Linked DNA regions of Homo sapiens: region 2 is linked to region 1. Evidence: chromatin loops called from intact Hi-C (ENCODE). Cell type or tissue: psoas muscle. All regions are shown on one strand. Links, peaks and the distances in the headings refer to the core of each region. The heading gives the core; the rest is flanking DNA. Region 1 overlaps SLC35F3 (solute carrier family 35 member F3). Region 2 overlaps SLC35F3 (solute carrier family 35 member F3).

The links. A loop is a pair of places that touch in the nucleus more often than their neighbours do. Peaks named below come from ENCODE experiments on the same cell type or tissue, not always from the same donor. Only the 100,000 strongest peaks of a DNase experiment are listed, where the experiment ranks them.
Region 2: a loop joins it to region 1, with 3 times the contacts of the local background. A loop is called at or near these places in 10 of 110 quality-filtered maps.

The regions. Positions count from the first base shown.
Region 1 is chr1:234,166,904-234,169,716 of GRCh38, forward strand. The region is part of intron 2 of SLC35F3 (solute carrier family 35 member F3); the gene reads left to right. Among named protein-coding and RNA genes, the nearest start is that of SLC35F3-AS1, 100 kb to the right of the region's middle. In psoas muscle, for the core only: no CTCF peak of the experiment used is centred there; a DNase peak (open chromatin) is centred at 1,678.
Region 2 is chr1:234,296,306-234,299,118 of GRCh38, forward strand. All of the region lies in intron 3 of SLC35F3 (solute carrier family 35 member F3), which reads left to right. Among named protein-coding and RNA genes, the nearest start is that of MIR4671, 8.8 kb to the right of the region's middle. In psoas muscle, for the core only: no CTCF peak of the experiment used is centred there; no DNase peak of the experiment used is centred there.

The sequences.
Region 1 (2,813 bases), core at 208-2,707:
AAACTCATGAGGCTTCCATTGTCATTCCACGCCCTAAGGGAATGGATTTGAAATGATTTTTTGCCTCAAGATAGTGGTGTCAGCCACTTGTAGGGTGTGCAAGTAGCCATTTGTCATTGCTCTGGGTCACTTAGGTTTTGCCCAGAAATGGAGAACTGCTCCCCTCTCTGGGGGCCAGATCTATTTCAGGAGCCAGGTTAGAAATTACTATCTACCATTGCCTTCTTTTCATTCTCCTGTCTTTCCGGCTCAGACCCCTTGTGCAAGTCCCTCACACCCTCTCAGCTGTTCATTCCAGAATTGGGATGAAAATAAGAGCTCACATTTTTAGAGCCACCTTTCTATGTCACCATGTCTCATTACGTCTTCACCACACTTCTATTGGCATTGCTGTTTTTCAAGTGGGGAAACTGAGGCTCAGAGAAGCCAAGGAAATGCCTAAGGCCCCACAGCTCACATGGGCTGCAGCCCTGCTGGGAGAGCAGGCCACCTCCCAGAGTGCCCAGTGGGGATGTGCATGACTCACCACAAAGGAGCACTGGATCCCCCCAAATCCATGGCTCCTCAGGCTATCCCATGACAAGTCAATCAAAATGGAGCTACTGTATTTTGATTTAACCTGGCTGGCAGCTCCAGATTTCTCATCTCAAGAATAATATTTGTAGGAGAGTCTTACCACAACAGAGCATCTTTAACTTTTCAGAGTGCTTTCATATCTACTGTAAAATAATAACCACTTTTTGAAGCAGATAGAGCAGCCGTCACAAACGCCACTTCATAGCAAGCAGAGAGAGAAGGATTCATACTGAATAGGTCACATGTGCCGAGAAATCATATCATTTCATCCCCACCACCTCATGGTAGGGTAAATATCATTGATCCCATTCTACAGATAAGAAAGCTGAGGTGAGGTGCGCTGAGGCTAAATGGTTCCAGGTTCCCTAAGGGACCTGTCTTGCCTCCCAGCCCATGTTCTATCCCCTAGACCTGAGGTTGGCGCACTTTCTGGAATAAGCGAGATTGTGAATCTTTTTCTTTGTGGGCCTATAGCCCCTGTTAGAACTACTTAGCTTTGCCGTGCCATTGTAGCCCAAGAGTAGTCAGTGACAATTCCTGCACACTTGTGTGTCTGTATGCAGATGAACTCGTATGTACAAAAACAAATGATAGGCCAGGTCAGGCCTGAGGTCCCTGCCCTGGACCTCACAGTTCTCTGAAGTCAAGAACCTCTAAAGTGGCAAGCTGTGCTTCACTTGAGCCATGGTGCAGACTCAATGCCAGGGTCCTGTCTGCACCCTAGGGCTGGAATATGACTTTCAGATGCTGTCTGAAGGCTCCTTAGAGATTTCCTGCCACATGCGTGGCACTGAGCTTCTCAGAGAAACTGTGATGGCCGGGGTACTCCCCCAGGGGTCCGTGCAACTGGATGGCCTTCAGATCCCTGCTGACGTGGCATGTCACTCCATACAGCCCAGTCATTTGCAGGCACTTCTCCATTAACCTCTAGAGCCCTTCATTCTCCCTTTCTGTAATTAATAAAGTGGAGGTGCAGGACTGTGCTCAGACCATCCTGTAAGTGTCATTGCTATTCTGGCCATCATGCAGCAGAGTGCCTCTCCGGGCCGCCGTTCCAAGTTGGACAGGACAAGACAGCTTGCCAGAAGGTCACCATTGTTTACAGCAGTGGCTGTTAATGCCTCTTGGCATATGGAGCACAGTATCTATGATTCTGCTGCTGAGTGCCTGCCAGGAAATGCAGAGGTGAGGGTTCAAGACTGCATTTGCTATGCCCAGCAGAACAGTGAGGCTGGGCAGTGGCAGGGAGGCCTCTGGGATAGAAAAGTGGCTTTGCGGTCTCAGAAACCTAACCGTGAAGAGGGAAGCCACTGTGGGGACTCCCTCTAGGCAGGAGCAGACACACAGCGAAACGACCCCAGCCCTGCCTATTGGGAGCTGGGGGAGTCACACTCCATCCTCTCTTGGAGAGAGATCTATAGAAGAGGAGATTTATTATGGGAATTGGCTTACATGGTTATGGAGGCCGAGAAAGCCAAGGATCTGTTGTTTGGAAGCTAGAGTGCTAGGAAAGCTGGTGGTGAAATTCAGACCAAGTATAAAGGCCTGAGAACCAAGGGAACTGATGGTGTGACTCCCAGTCAGAGTCCAAAGAGCCGAGAATCAGGACCCCCAGTGGCTAATGCCAGAAGAAGATGGATGTCTCCACTCAAGAAGAGAGCAAATTTGTCCTTCCTCTGCCCTTTTCTTCTATTCCAGCCTTCGGTGGATTGGAGGATGCCCACCCGCATTGGCAAGGGCAGATCTTCTTTACTCAGCCTACTGTTTGAAATGCTCATCTTTTCCAGAAACACCCTCACAGACGCACCAGGAGTGTCTCACCAGCTGCCTGGGCATCCCTTAGCCCAGTCAAGCTGACACATAAGATTAATGATTTCAGTGTAGGAGTCATCATGAGGAGGTCCGGGTCCTCACCTCAGCCCAGCAGATGGTTAGCAACATGACAAGGACAAAGCGTTCCCGGCTGTGGGCTCCCAGGCTCTAACATTCTGGGATTGTGTCACAACGGGCAGCCAGAGGGGCACTGGCCTCTGCCTGAAAACTTTGCTGGATTTCTGGGAGTTTCTGGCTGTGATGCTCTGGACAGGGACATACTGCCTGTCAGGGACATCTTGTTGACCATGGGGCCCACAGCTCCACTACGGGAGGAGGTCAAGTACCTGCTCCACAGGAAGTCCAGGCTTAGAGGCTGCTTTCCTCACCATGGCCCAGTAAGATGAATGTACAGCCCCCAGCTG
Region 2 (2,813 bases), core at 232-2,731, 130 kb after region 1:
CTTTCTGCTTCAAAAAAAAAAACCTAGTGTGTAACCTCACTGGGTTAAGTGGACTATCACAAACAAAAGTATTCAGAGTAGATTTATTCCATGCAATATTTTAATGGACTCTTTAGAATAGGAAGAGTGGTTTCTGATATGGAGAGGCTGTTTCAGGTTGGAAGGAAATGTGCAGAGGTTCAGAAGGTCCGTCCTTCCTAAGTAGCCAGACTGCTTCACTTGCCATCTTAGTATCCAGACATAAATGGAGGCTGTCAGTCATCTCTGTCTTTGCCACTTCCATCTTCACCTTTGTCATAGAGCTCAGAATCACTTCACTGTGAATCTAGCAAGTTGGCCAGGGGCCCTGTGGACCAGCGATGCTTTGGGAACAGGCACACTCTCGGCACTTCTCAGATACCTCTGCTATTTGACTGAGCATGCAAAATAACCAGCTGGTCCCCAAAGAACAGATTCCTGTGGAGGAGGCTGTAAAACTCCTAGTTAGTGAGACATATATGCAGTCTGTGCTTCTCCACGTTCCCTCTCCAAGACCTTATCGTTCAGGCTGGACCAGTCCTCAAGGGAAAATCTCAGAAACTAAAATTTCTTGTAGGCTGCAAATGCCTTGAACTTACATTTTCTTTTAATGAAACATTTGCCTACAGTGGCTGAACACAGACAATTAAAAAAAACATGTGGTCAAAGGACCTGAATAGACATTTCTCCAAAGAAGACATACAAATGGCCAATAGGTATATGAAAAGATGCTCAGCATCACTAATCATTAGTGAAATGCAAATCAAAACTACAGTGAGATACCACCTCACATCTGTTAGAATGGCTGCCATCATAAGCAAAAGACAACAAGTGTTAGTGATAATATGGAGAAAAGGGAACCCTTGTACACCGTTGTAGAAATGAAAATGGGTACAGCCACCATGGAAAACAGTATGGAGATACCTCAAAAAATTAAAAATAGAACTACCATATGATCCAGAAATCCCGTTACTGGGTATATATACAAAGGAACTGAAATCAGTATGTTAAAGAGGTAATGTCTGCATTCCCATGTTACCACAGCACGATTCACAATAGCCAGCTTCAATGTTTATTGATGGATGAATGGATAAAGTGTGGTATGTATACAACATGTAATACTATTCAGCCTTACAAAAGAAGGAAATCCTGCCATCTGGGCAACATCGATGGACTTAGAGGACATTATGCTAAGTGAAATAAGCCAGACACAAAGGGACAAATACTATATGATCTCACTAATATAAGGGAATAGTTAAAATAGTTAAGCTTGGGCCGGGCACAGTGGCTCACGCCTGTAATCTTAGCACTTTGGGAGGCCAAGGTGGGAAGATTACTTGAGCCCTGGAGATTGAGGCTGCAGTGAGCCATGATCATGCCACTGCACTCCAGCCTGGGTGACAGAGCAATACCCTGTCTCAAAAAAAAAAAAAAAAACAGTTAAACTCATAGAAGCAAGGAGTATAATGGTGGTTGCCAAAGGATAAGGGGGGCAGAAAACAGGGAAGAGTTAGTCAGAGTGCAAAGTTTCAGTTATGCAAGATGAATAAGTCCTAGAGCTCTTCTGTACAGTAGAGTGCCTATAGCTACTCATACTGTGGCATATACTTAAATACGTGCTAACAGGGTAAATCTTATGTTAAGTGTTCTTAACACACACACAAAAAAAGAGGGCTGAGGCAACTTTGGAGGTGATGGATATATTTGTGGCATTAATTGTGGAGTTCATGGGTGTGTACTTACTCCAAACTCATTAAATTGTATACATTAAATATGCACTGCCTTTTTTAGGTCAATCATACCTCAATAAAGACAGGTTTTTTTTGAGAAATGTAAATATGTGACATCTCAGAGAAAGACAGTGTGAGTGATAAAGAAAAAGAAATGAAGGATTAAGGTATGCTGAAAGTGATTGAGGTAGTGTAGTTACTGTTTTATAGAGGGTGTCTGGGAAGGTCTCTGAAGTTTGGTCAGAGATCTGAAGGGGTGAGGAAAAGAACCATGTCCAGATCTTCCCCCATATTTACCTTTTTTACTCCAAAGAAGATGGTAAGCCAATGAAAGTTTTTGAGCAAGAAAATAACATGGTCTGATTTATGTTTAAAAGAAAGAGACAAAGGTATGAAAGAAGGATAATAATAATCTAGGTAAGAAATGATAGTGGCTTAGACGAAGTGTTAGCAAGTGCCCTAGGTGTTAATGGCACAAGTGTTCCTCGGACACATTTTCAGAGATCGTGATCTACCTGGATATGCATCAGAATCTCCTAAGTATATTTTAAAATACGTAAATTTCTGTGCCCCATTCCAGACCTGCTGAAACAGCATCTCTAGATTGGGGCCCAGGAATGATCAATTTGCCACTATTATAACTCTTCTCTGATCACCTACCCAGGGTCATTTCAGAACCTCCTTTGAGCCTCTAAAATTTAGCAGCTTAAATAAAGGTAGGCAATTCGCTGACAGAGTAAATCAGACTAACCCTCCCTTTAAGAAAAATTATAAAAGTTGGAGAAAATACTTTTAAAAATTGTTGTGGGACATCAGAGAGCAACCAATACAGCCAGGATTTAAAGTACCAGGATCCAGAGTGAAGGGACACAGAGGAGGGCAGCCATACATTTGCTGGTGCTTTGCCTTCTTATAGAATTTTCCAGTTCACATTGTGTGTCATAGAAGCCAAACAGAAACCAGCAGCATGGAACTTACAGCATTCATTAGGCTGGGAGGACAAAAAGCTAGAAATTCAAGGCTGGCAACCTAGCCATGGATTGAGATTGATTCAGGATCACAGAA